Regions from separate parts of the Homo sapiens genome. Here all the other regions are linked to region 2. The links are chromatin contacts, found by Hi-C or POLR2A ChIA-PET in ENCODE. All regions are on one chromosome and are shown on one strand. The core of a region is the stretch at or near the end of the contact, and the rest is flanking DNA. Distances in the headings are between cores, read along the strand shown.

What was found. A loop is a pair of places that touch in the nucleus more often than their neighbours do. ChIA-PET counts read pairs that join two places held with the same protein, here RNA polymerase II (POLR2A). Pooled maps may share reads with other maps.
Region 1: a pooled map shows a loop between it and region 2 (2.9-fold over the local background). The contact joins the promoter of NXPH4 here to the promoter of PRIM1 in region 2. A Hi-C loop is called at or near these places in 1 of 37 single-sample maps with no recorded cell type and 8 of 50 pooled maps. POLR2A ChIA-PET finds 5 or more read pairs at or near these places in 2 of 52 experiments (WTC11 and activated T-cell).
Region 3: a pooled map shows a loop between it and region 2 (6-fold over the local background). The contact joins the promoter of IL23A here to the promoter of PRIM1 in region 2. A Hi-C loop is called at or near these places in 6 of 50 pooled maps. POLR2A ChIA-PET finds 5 or more read pairs at or near these places in 3 of 52 experiments (WTC11, activated T-cell and activated naive CD4-positive, alpha-beta T cell).

The regions. Positions count from the first base shown.
Region 1 is chr12:57,215,458-57,219,157 of GRCh38, forward strand. NXPH4 (neurexophilin 4) reads left to right here and starts at 1,337. Exons shown (of 2, transcript NM_007224.4): 1 at 1,337-1,569. The coding sequence starts at 1,513. RefSeq lists enhancers at 735-1,234, 1,382-1,990, 1,991-2,597 and a silencer at 900-1,359.
Region 2 is chr12:56,751,063-56,755,303 of GRCh38, forward strand. PRIM1 (DNA primase subunit 1) reads right to left here and starts at 1,261. Exons shown (of 13, transcript NM_000946.3): 1 at 1,134-1,261; 2 at 1-133. The coding sequence starts at 1,236. RefSeq lists a silencer at 903-1,197.
Region 3 is chr12:56,336,806-56,340,960 of GRCh38, forward strand. It overlaps IL23A (interleukin 23 subunit alpha), which reads left to right and starts at 2,079. Exons shown (of 4, transcript NM_016584.3): 1 at 2,079-2,401; 2 at 2,621-2,719; 3 at 2,886-3,032; 4 at 3,138-3,605. The coding sequence starts at 2,240. The coding sequence ends at 3,299. RefSeq lists enhancers at 1-814, 1,392-2,591, 2,070-2,369, 2,857-3,026 and a silencer at 2,080-2,374.

The DNA.
Region 1 (3,700 bases), core at 87-2,586, 460 kb after region 2:
TGTGGCTGTCACGTCCCATATCTATCTGTCCATTTCTTTGTATGTGCCCCCACTTGTCTTCTGGGCTGCCAGTGACAGCATACACCTGTGTATGTCTCAGTGTGTGTGTCCACCTCTGTGGGTGTTTGCTCTCTGCCAAGACAAAGAGAGGGTGAGCGCACTGAGCAACTGTCTGGGTGTGCTCGTCTGGGTGCAGGTGTGCTCACCTCTGTTGCTGTGCTCCTCTGTGTGTTGGGGTGCCGCTAGGTGTGCGCCTGTCTCTGTATTTCGCTCTGTGTGCCCTGTCCCCGTGAAGGCATCTGCGTGCATCCCTGGGGTGGGCTCTCAAGGGATGTGTCTGTCTCTCAGTCTCTTTGCTTGTCCCTATCTCTGTCTAGGTGTTGGTCATACCACAACCTCAGCCACAGCCTCAGTGCATAGCAACAGCTGACAGCTGAAACCACCCGGGCAGGAGAGAGAGAGGCAGTGGGGAGGAGGGAACCGAGGAAGAAACAGAGAAGAGGATGGGGGCAGAGAGCTGGGGCTGGGGACAGAGACAAGGACAGAGATAGGGAATGGGGACAAGGATCTAGAAGAGCTGGTGGTGAAAGATGGGACGGCGGGAGGGGAGGAACAGAGACTGCACCAAGAGGCCAGGCAGGCGGCGCTGAGAGGGATTTCCTGCCCAGCCCCCATGCAGAGGCGCACTGGGCCTCGTGGGGGTCAGTGGTGGGGGCCAGGGGCAAAGGTGAACAGCCGGTCTAGCCGAGGGGTCCTGAGACCGCAGAGGTGCGGTGAGGCGGGGACGGGGCGGAGGGCGCCGTTTGTCAGCCCTATTGACAGACGTGATGGGGTTTCCGTCCGTGATCAATGATTCTCATCTCCGGGCCGAATGAGCCGCGGGGCGCCCATCCATCCCCGTCAGCATCGCGCGGCGGCAGCCGCCCGAGGCCCCGCCCGTCCCCACCTCGGCCCCTGCCCTGCGCCTGCCCCGACACACCTTGGCCCTGAACAGGGCAGAGGCCCGGGGCTTGGAGAGCGTCGTCCGGCTGGGCTCCGCGGCGCCCCCACTCCAGGTGCACGGGCCCGGAGCCCAGAGCCCCACGCCCTGCCCCGTTCCTCCTGGGCGCACAGACGCGGCCTCTCGGGGGACCAGTGCCTGAGCCCCTCGACCCCCTCCGCTTCGCACCTGGGCCAGGGGCGTGTCCGGGGCGTGCCGGTGTGAAAGTCACCTTCGGTGCCCCCAGCTGGGCGGGAGGGGGCGCGCGGGGCGCGGCCGGGATTGGAGCGCCGCGGAGCCCCGCCCCCCGCCCGCGGAGTCAGACCCAACTTTCTCCCCCGCCCGCGCCCCGCCCCCAGCGCCGGCTCCGCGCCTCGCGCCCAGTCCGCGGGCCGCGCCGCCGCTCCCGCCGCTCCCGCCGCTCCCGCCGCTCCCGCAGCCGCCCCGCCGCCCGCCCGGAGCCCCGCGTCCCTAGGCCTGGCTCCCGCCTGCCCGAGACCCGCCCAGCCTGCCCCGCTCAGCCGCCAGAGAAGATGCGGCTGCTCCCGGAATGGTTCCTCTTGCTCTTTGGCCCGTGGCTCCTTAGGAAGGTAAGAGTGGCAGGGCTGGGGCGCTAGCGCGGGCGCGGGGTTCCGGGACGCGAAGGTCCCAGTGTGCGAGGGGCTCCGTGCGCCCGCCCCGCCCCCAGCTCCGAGCGTCCCAACTTTGCGCGGCGCGGGGGAAGCGGACAGACAGACTGCCCGATTCAGGACGGGCACTCTCCTAGCGCAAGTTGGCTGAGGCTTGGAGAGGGTGCCGGGCGGAGGTCCCCCTTGCAGCCGACTTCAGGCGCGGCGGGGGAGGGGACGAAGCCCGACCCGCGAGTGCGCCAGACAGAGCGGGAGTGCGAGACAGACAGACAAGCCAGCAGGGTGTCAGCCTTGCCGTCTTTCCGCGCCAGTCTCGCTCGCCTGCCTCACTGTCTGTCTGTCCTTCCACCCCTCCACCCCCGCCTTCCCATTTCTCTTCTCTGCACTTGTCACCATGCCAGGTGGGCTCTGTGTCGGGAGCATCCATGGCCCGAGCACACACGCACACACGGACTCAGGCAGACACGGCTGAACTTGGCTACAGCCAGCCTCCCATCACATTTCCCACGGAGACACCATCTCCCCTGCACGACCTCACAGACACACCCCCCTCTCGTGCCCCACTGAAGGGGGAGGCTGTCTGGAAGGGGAGTCTCTCCTCCCATGCCCTCCCTGCCTCCAACCCCACTCCAAGGCCTCTTTCCCTGAGGCTCTCGGGCGAAGAGCCAGAGGCTAAGGGAGCTCAGACTTGATCTGCCTCCTTCCTGACTTGGAGGCTTCAACCTGCGAACATGCTGTGCTCATATGTGCTGGGTGGAGGGCGTGGGTCACCGTGTGCACCTGTGTGCATGTGTCCAGGGAAGCCAGGCTTGGTCCAGTACTGGGGCCGAGGGTACATGTGTATACTGGTGTGGTGTGTGGTGTTGGCTTTGCATGAGTGAGTGTCAGTGCCTGCCTCACAGTGCAGCCATCTGCCTATGCCCCTGGTGTGTGCCCGCAATGGGGGCCCAGGCCCCAGTCCCCCATTTTCCTTCTACCAGCCTCCCCTGCCTATGGCTTCCCTGTTTTCTGACCCCCAACTGTGACCTACCTAGTTTGGGGGCAGGCAGGTCATTCCCCAAACCCTCATTCTCTGTACCCTCAGCCCCTGTAGAGTCTAGAAGGGGTGTATTTCTTCCCCCAACACTTGGACCTCTGCCTGCTCAGCCAAATCACATTTGGCAAACCCCAGCAGGGCAGGGGCTGCCCCAGTGAAGCTAGCATTAGAGCTCCCTGGCCCTCCCAGCCCCACCTGGTGACCTTGAGGGGCTGCACGGTAGGCAGAGGAGCCCCTCCATGAAAACTGCTTCCACTAGCAGGAGCTTCTTAGGGACTTGCTGCCCAACTCTGTCCTTAGTGAACTGGAGGAGTGGGGGGGGTCTGTGCCCTACCACCCACCCACCCATGTGTGAAGGCCTGGGGTCAAGAGGTGGTAGGTATGGCATTCTCTTGCCCCTCCTTTCCACTTCCTCCCACCTCATCTCCACTCTCCCAGGCAAATAAACTCCCCTGTGGACAGATCTGGTTTAATTTCCTTTGCCCCCTGAGGGGGAATGAAACATCTGGTGGAGACTTGAGTGAGAGTGAGCGTGAGGATATGAGCAATGGGATCTATCTGAGTGTGTGTGTGTGAGCTGCAGCTGTGGGGCCTCCGTGTTGGAGTCAACAGGGAGAGTGGATCTGCTGGTTAGCCCAGCTTATGTGCATGTGAGAATGTGTTTACATGTGTACACACTGCGGGTGTGTGAATATGTATAACTGCACGGGGAGGTGTGGGTATATGAGTGTTTGTGTGTCCAAATACCTGTGTGTGCTTCTGTGCACTTGTGAGTGTGGCGTATGCACATGTATACCCCGGGGTTTCTGGTGCATCTGTGTGCTGGGGCCCATGTGTTGTCTGTATGAGTCTCTGGGGTTTGTGAGTGTGTTTCTGTGTGCTTGTGATTGTGAGTGCATTTGAGTGTGCTATGAGATTGTGAGCCTCAGGATGTGTTTATGTATCTGAGTGTGGCTTATGTGTGTGGGTGCTCAAGGGTGTCTTGGTGCCAGCACTGGGAGTGGGCAAAAGGTGAGGCTGATCCTGGGTAAGAGGTGGCTAGGGGACAGTTTACAG
Region 2 (4,241 bases), core at 11-2,510:
TCAATCTTGTATGGATTCATTTTCTGCATCTCCTTTTCCAGATCACTCTGGTTGTTGAAGGATTGGTAGCGAATGTAAATATCATCTTTCAATGTGAATGAAAATTCACGGTGTTGAAAGTAATTCTTTATCACTGCAAAATAAATGTACATTTTAAAGTTAATTTGCTACTTTATTTGGCTCAGGGCATTATAATTTTAGCCAATGAGAAGTTTTTTTTTTCGGTGAGGGAATCTTGCTTGCTTCCTGCTCTGTCGCCCAGACTGGAGTGCAGTGGCTCGATAAAGGCTCACTGCAACCTCCGCCTCCCGGGTTCAAGGGATCCTACCACCTCAGCCTCCCGAGGCTGTAGCTGGGACTACAGGCATGCGACCCACCATGCCCAGATAATTTTTGTATTTTTTGTAGAAACGGGGTTTCACCATGTTGGCCAGGCTGGTCTCGAATTCCTGACCTCAGGTAATCCGTCCTCCTCGGCTTTCCAAAGTGCTGGGATTATAGGCGTAAGCCACGGCACTCGGCCCGAGAAGATGTTTTTAATGAGCCCCCTATGCTCAACACCGTGGTAGATGTAAAAGAAAAACAAAACAAAATCCACATGACCTAGTCCCTAATTTGAAAGCAGTTACCATTCCGTATTTGCTAGGGAACGGTACAAAAGATGAAACAGATGCATAAATATTTTAAATATGTAATGCCACCCCTCTCTCCTCGATTCGCACTAATAAATTCAGCTGCAAGGAAGAAAGTATTTCTCTTCCTCTGAGAGAGGCTCTTCCGCTCCTGATGCAAACCATGCCTCAGCAGCTTCACGCTACGCCCCAGTAACCCCCTGGGCACCGCTGCAGGTAAACGGGGCACCTAATGTGAGCCTGACCACGCAGAGGTAGGAGCGGCGGCTCTGTTTTTTTTTTTTTTTTTTTTTTTTTTACAGCGTGGCCGCAGGCTGGCTTATTATATCCTCTCTCGGCCCATTTACACCTATGAAGTGGTGGGGCGGGCTCGAGAGAGCAAATGAAGGCGCGCGGCACAAAGCCTGGTGCACAGAAGGCGCTTCATATTGTCATTCTAAGGACACCCCGCCTCCAACCTCCTCACACTCCGCTCCCGAACCCATTCCTCGCCTCCATCACCTCCACCGTAGTTGAGCCAGCGATAGTACTGAGAGTAGGGAAAGAGCCTCCGGTAATAAAGTTTAAGCAGCTCGGGCAGCTCGGTGGGGTCAAACGTCTCCATTGAGCGCGGAACTCGCCACGGTAAGGATTACCACAGGAATTGGCGGGAACAGCACGGCCGGCGGCCCCGCGACTGCGCAGGCGCTTATGGCCGAGGTCGGCTGTCTGACCCGGCGGCCCGCAGTCCGCCGGGGCCGCCGGGAATTGTAGTTCCCACTTGGTGCGCGCGGGGGCTGCGGGAGACGCAGCAGTTTGCGATCTGCCCACGCGTTCGGGCACTAGGGCCACCGCTCTTGTGGGCAGAAGGCCGCGTCCATTCCAGGAAGAGGATCTTCTCCGGAAATGTGAGACCTATAGCATATTGATTTAGGTTATTAAGATGAAGTAAAAAGGATGCTCCACGTGAACTTTTTGGATGTTTTAGAAATAACACCAGTATCTTTTTTTTTTTTTTTTTGAGACAGAGTCTCGCTCTGTTGCCCAGGCTGGAGTGCAGTGGCGCGATCTCGGCTCACTGCAAGCTCCGCCTCCCGGGTTCACGCCATTCTCCTGCCTCAGCCTCCCTAGTAGCTGGGACTACAGGCGCCAGCCACCACGCCCGGCTAATTTTTTTTTATTTTTTTATTTTTTTATTTTTAGTAGAGACGGGGTTTCATCGTGTTAGCCAGGATGGTCTCGATCTCCCGACCTCGTGATCCGCCCGCCTCAGCCTCCCAAAGTGCTGGGATTACAGGTGTGAGCCACCACGCCTGGCCGACACCAGTATCTTTTAAAAACGTTTGTAGGCAGGTGCGGTGGCTCATGCTTGTAACGTCAGCACTTTGGGAGGCCAAGGCAGGAGGATCGCTTGAGGCCAGGAGTTCGAGACCGGTTGGGGCAACATTGTGAGATCTCTGTCTACACACACGCACCCACACACAACTAGCCAGATGTAGTTGCGTGCGCCTGTAGTCCCAGCTACCCTAGAGGCTGAAGGGTTGGGGGCGGGGAGTGGGGGGAGGGGGCAATCAATCTCTCGAGCTTGGGAGGTCCAGGCTGTTGTGAGCCATGATAGTGCCACTGCACTCCAGTCTGGGCAACAGAGAAAGACCGTGTCTAAAAAAAAAAAAGTTTTGGAAATTAGTTCTTCATGGAATTTCATGAATTACTAGATCCAATATGTGGAAATAAATAACCAAATGAGAAAAGCATAGGCTATTTATTCAGAGCTTACTATAGCAAGGGAGTCAGCCATCATCACTTGCATTTGACAGGACTCAAAGGCAGGCAGAGGAGTAGGAAAGCTTTATAAAAAAGGGAAGCCGTCAAGGTATTCTTTGATTGGAGGCTGTTGGCATGGAGAAGCTGTACCTGGGCTAACTAGTAGTAGGATGCGGTATGTGATTGGTTTAGGGGTGGGTGTTTGGCTTTCTTTGGTTGGACCTATGTTGGAAGCTGTTAAGGAAGCTGTAGGATACTAGTTAAGGCATTTGGGCCCATTGCTACAGGGGTTGTTGTTTGGCCTCCAGGATCATCATTAGAGATAGCAGTTTGACTTTATACAAGTCTGACTTGTAGCAAGCTTGCTTCCTGTGCTGTTTATTATAGATAAGGGGGTTGGTTTCCCCAGCAGGTTGCTGTAGATTGTGGGTCAGAGTTCTGTTTTTATATATGGTCTGGCTGCTGTTCATATATTTAGTCTCTCAAATAGAACACCCAGGTATAAGAAAATATGAATTATAGGAAGCTTGCAGAATCATGGAGAGCTTTACAAGTATGAAGGGAACCCATCTGCTATTGATGTGGAGATCTGCCAATCACTCTTACTGTGTAATGATACCTTATGGCAATTGTGGGCTAGAGTGGGCAGTCACATGAATAACATGTCACATGAAAAACATAGTTTTATTTTATTTTACTTATTTTTTTGAGACAGAGTCTCGCTGTGTCGCCCAGGTTGGAATGCAGTGGCACAATCATGGCTCACTGCAACCTTGGTCACCCAGGCTCAAGCAATTCTCATGCCTCAGCCTCCCAAATAGCTAGGATTACAGGTGTGCACTGCCACACCCAGCTAACTTTTGTATTTTTAGTAGAGACAGGGTTTCACTATGTTGGCCAGGCTGGTCTCAAACTCCTGGCCTCAAGTGATCCACCTGCTTTGGCCTCCTAAAGTGCTGGGATTACTTGTGTGAGCCACTACCTCTAGCCTTGTCTAGCACTTTTATCTTATGGAGATGGCTTCTCTCCTTAAACCTCATGAACCAACTTCTGCTGGCTTCAAACTTCTGCAGCTTTCTCACCTGTCTCAGCTTTCATATAATTAAAGAGAGTAACCTTGCTATGGGTGAGGCTTTGGCTTAAGGGAAGTTATGGCTGGTTTGATCTTCTATTCAGCACACTAAAAGTTTCTCCATATCAGCAATAAGGCTGTTTCACCTTCCTATCATTTGTGTGTTCCCTGAAGTAGCACTTGTAATTTTCTTCAGGAACTTTTCCGGGAAGGAACTTTTCCAGGCCAGGCCTGATAGCTTACACCTGTAATCCCAGCTCTTTGGGAGGCCAAGGTGGGCAGATCGCTTGAGTCAGGGAGTTCAAGACCAGTTTGGGCAACATGGCAAAACCCTGTCTCTACCAAACCAAACCAAACAAACAAAAAAGCCCAGAAAAATTAACAGGGTGTGGTGGCATGCATCTGTGGCCTCAGCTGCTCAGGAGGCTGAGGTGGGAGGATCACTTGAGTCAGACAGGCAGAGGTTGCAGTGAGCCAGTATCGTGCCATTACACTCCAGCCTGGGTGACAGAGTAACACTCTGTCTCAAATTTAAGGCCGAGTGCAGTGGCTCACGCCTGTAATGCCAGCACTTTGGGAGGCCAAGGTGGGAGGATTGCCTGAGTCCAGGAGTTTGAGACCAGCCTGGGCAACATAGCGAGACCTCATCTCTACAAAAACTACAAAAATTAGCCAGGTGTGGTGGCGCAGGCCTGTGGTGCCAGCTACTTGGGAGGCTGGGGTGGGAGGATCACCTGAGCCCAGGAGGCGGAGGGTGCAGTGAGCCAAGATTAGGGCACTGCACTCCAACCTGG
Region 3 (4,155 bases), core at 829-3,328, 410 kb before region 2:
TCCTTATAGCTCCAGGTCAGTTGTAGCCCTGGATGTAGTTCCTGCCACGCAACAGTCCCACAATCTCCCCACCAACCCTTCTTCCTACCCAACTCCTGCAGCACCAGGAAGTGAAACAAAGAGGCAGAGCCCTGTGCCTCCAACTCACCCTTGTCCCTCTCATCCCATCCCCCAGGCTCTACTTCCTCCTCCTTTTCATCTTTCTTTCATCTCTTATCTTTTAGGGCTCCCAGAATGGGGACCAGAGATGGGAAGAACATAGGAGACGTTGTACACAAGTAAGGTGAACTCCCTATCCTGCCCCCTCCCCTTTCCTTATTCCATTGGTGTCCACCTTATTAGGGAGAGAGGCAAAACAGTTCTCACCCAAACTCAGATAATTCTCTGATGCTGGAAATGTTTAATCTAAAGGGTAGATTTCCATTTTTTTTTTTTTTTTTTTGAGACAGAGTCTTGCTCTGTCACCCAGGCTGGAGTGCAGTGGCGCCATCTCGGCTCACTGCAACCTCTGCCTCCTGGCTTCAAGCGATTCTCTTGCCTCAGCCTCCCGAGTAGCTGGGACTATAGGCGCCCACCACCGTGCTGGCTCATTTTTGTATTTTTAGTAGAGACAGGATTTCACCATGATGGCCAGGCTGGTCTCGAACTCCTGACCTCATGATCCGCCTGCCTCGGCCTCCCAAAGTACTGGGATTACAGGCGTGAGCCACTGTACCCGGCCCTTGGTAGATTTAACTTAGAATCGTAATATTTTTTTTTCTTCTCTTAGCTCATACCTACAGAATCATAATATTTGAACCAGAAGTGTCATTGGGCAGTTTTGAATAGCTCTAAGGGAAGGGAGACCTCCATTCAGGACAAGTTTCTCAGAAGAAAAGGGTCAACCTCTTGGGGGAGGCTTTGGGAGCCAGCTGTGTGGTCACCGATGGCCTCATTCTGACGTCTTCGAAATTGTTCTGGGACCCTCCACTGGGGTCGGGGCAGTCCCGGCTTTGGACCACCTTCCACTCCCACGCCCAACCTCACACTCTTAGCTGTTTCACTCGATGTTGCATCATGGAGGGTGATGAAATCGGTGTCAGTGGATTTTACCCATGGATGCAACAAGCTGAAGGACCAGCCAGAGTCATTGACAGTGCACCTTCGACTACCCAGAACTCCTGGGCTTCCTAGCCATGGGGTCCAAAGCTGGGACTGCCCCGACCCCAGTGGAGGGTCCCAGAACAATTTGGATGACGTCAGAATGAGGCCATGGGACTAGGTGCTGGAATGTCTAAGTTGAACTTCCAGGCCTTATTTGCACTAGTCCTGAAAAAAACATCATCCAACTCTTATAGAGCCTATGAAATCTTGGGCCACTAGGGTTGAGGAGTCAGGTGGTTCTTAGTCAATAACCCTCTTCCCACAAGAGCCTTTCTAACCTCCACTGTGAGGCCTGAAATGGGGAGCAATAAGACCTCATACTGGCTTCCCAGTTCTCCAAGTTCCTTCATGCGCATTCTCTCCCATGAAACCAGGACCATCCAGTTGAAATAATGTTGTTTCCAACTGAGAAAAAGAAGCCCGTTTATTCCTAATAGGGGGCATCAGGTAGGAATCAAACTTCATTGCAAACAGCTCACCATCCTATTGGGAGATGAATGGATGTTTCTCTGTTTTGCTTTTTCCTCAAGCAGGAGGAAGTGAGGAAATTAGGTTTGGGGTGGGGTAGGGGTATAGCTTTGAGAGGCAAAAAGATCAGGGAAAGATCAAACAGGAAGGAACTTGAGACCAGATTAATTTAAATATTTGTTCTCCCTTACCCCTCCCACCCCATCCCCGCTGTGCCCCCCATCCCCGCCCCTTCTATAGCTATTTCGATTCCTGGAGAGCATTACACATGTGTCCCATCCCAGGCCTCTAGCCACAGCAACCACACTACTCATTTCCCCTGGAACTGAGGCTGCATACCTGGGCTCCCCACAGAGGGGGATGATGCAGGGAGGGGAATCCCACCTGCTGTGAGTCACCTGCTGGTATAAAGGGCGGGCCTTACAATGCAGGGACCTTAAAAGACTCAGAGACAAAGGGAGAAAAACAACAGGAAGCAGCTTACAAACTCGGTGAACAACTGAGGGAACCAAACCAGAGACGCGCTGAACAGAGAGAATCAGGCTCAAAGCAAGTGGAAGTGGGCAGAGATTCCACCAGGACTGGTGCAAGGCGCAGAGCCAGCCAGATTTGAGAAGAAGGCAAAAAGATGCTGGGGAGCAGAGCTGTAATGCTGCTGTTGCTGCTGCCCTGGACAGCTCAGGGCAGAGCTGTGCCTGGGGGCAGCAGCCCTGCCTGGACTCAGTGCCAGCAGCTTTCACAGAAGCTCTGCACACTGGCCTGGAGTGCACATCCACTAGTGGGACACATGGTGAGTGGCAGCCCCTGGAGCCTAACAGGAGTCCAGGCTCTCCAAGGCTGTGGCAGAAGACCGTGACCTTGAGTGGAAGCTGGAGGGTTGAAGGCCATTAGGGAGTAAGAGAGGACAAGAGAGTAGGGTTCCTGGGAGAGTCATGGGCCTGAGGGTCCAGGTTGGCTTCAGAAGTACTATCTTACTTCTTCATTCTTTCCACCTCTTCCTTCATTCCAGGATCTAAGAGAAGAGGGAGATGAAGAGACTACAAATGATGTTCCCCATATCCAGTGTGGAGATGGCTGTGACCCCCAAGGACTCAGGGACAACAGTCAGGTACCACTGGGATGTGGCTGGGCAATGAAGGAGAGGGGACTGAGAACATGGCTGGGTACCATGGTAAACCAGAAGTTGTGTCTGAAAATAGTAAGAAACTGGGTGAGTCTTCAGTGAATGGAGTAGGAAGAGGGTGTCCTCTTTCATTGCTTTCTTTTCTCCCTAGTTCTGCTTGCAAAGGATCCACCAGGGTCTGATTTTTTATGAGAAGCTGCTAGGATCGGATATTTTCACAGGGGAGCCTTCTCTGCTCCCTGATAGCCCTGTGGGCCAGCTTCATGCCTCCCTACTGGGCCTCAGCCAACTCCTGCAGGTATGAAGTAGGGGCGTGGAGGATGGGGGCTTGCAGGTGTCAGAGACAGAGGGTTGGGGGTTAAGGGTTTAGAGTCTTCTCTGACTGTGTCCTATGTCCTTTCAGCCTGAGGGTCACCACTGGGAGACTCAGCAGATTCCAAGCCTCAGTCCCAGCCAGCCATGGCAGCGTCTCCTTCTCCGCTTCAAAATCCTTCGCAGCCTCCAGGCCTTTGTGGCTGTAGCCGCCCGGGTCTTTGCCCATGGAGCAGCAACCCTGAGTCCCTAAAGGCAGCAGCTCAAGGATGGCACTCAGATCTCCATGGCCCAGCAAGGCCAAGATAAATCTACCACCCCAGGCACCTGTGAGCCAACAGGTTAATTAGTCCATTAATTTTAGTGGGACCTGCATATGTTGAAAATTACCAATACTGACTGACATGTGATGCTGACCTATGATAAGGTTGAGTATTTATTAGATGGGAAGGGAAATTTGGGGATTATTTATCCTCCTGGGGACAGTTTGGGGAGGATTATTTATTGTATTTATATTGAATTATGTACTTTTTTCAATAAAGTCTTATTTTTGTGGCTATATGAGTCTAATTTCTAGGCTCAATTGGGAAAGAGAAATCGATGGAAAAATAAGGCCAAGAGACTACAATATGCATCCCTTTCTTCTATTCTGAAGGGCTATGGTGGAGAATGATATTTTCTCATGACCCCCTGGTGTATAGAATAACTGGGATCTCTTTAGTATTAATTCCTATATGGCTGAGCAAGCAGAATGGGATTACCAGATTAGGAAGTGGGATCATACCTAAGGGTCACTTGCTCCCTGATCCAGTGTCTCCTTCCCTGCTTTCTTGGCCAAGAGTATATCTGATCAAAGACGGGAGTCCTGATCATTGCAGGATCAAAAGTCAGAGTTCAGCTTTGAGCAGGAAGGGCATTCCAGGGAAATGAAGATAAATATCCTAGAATAATGGGACTTTCCTCTCAAAGGACAATTGGAATCCCTTTTTTTTTTTTTTTTTTTTTTTTTTTTTGAGATGGAGTCTCATTCTGTTGCCCAGGCTGGAGTGCAGTGGCGTGATCTCTGCTCACTGCAACCTCCGCCTCCCACGTTGAAGCGATTCTCCTGC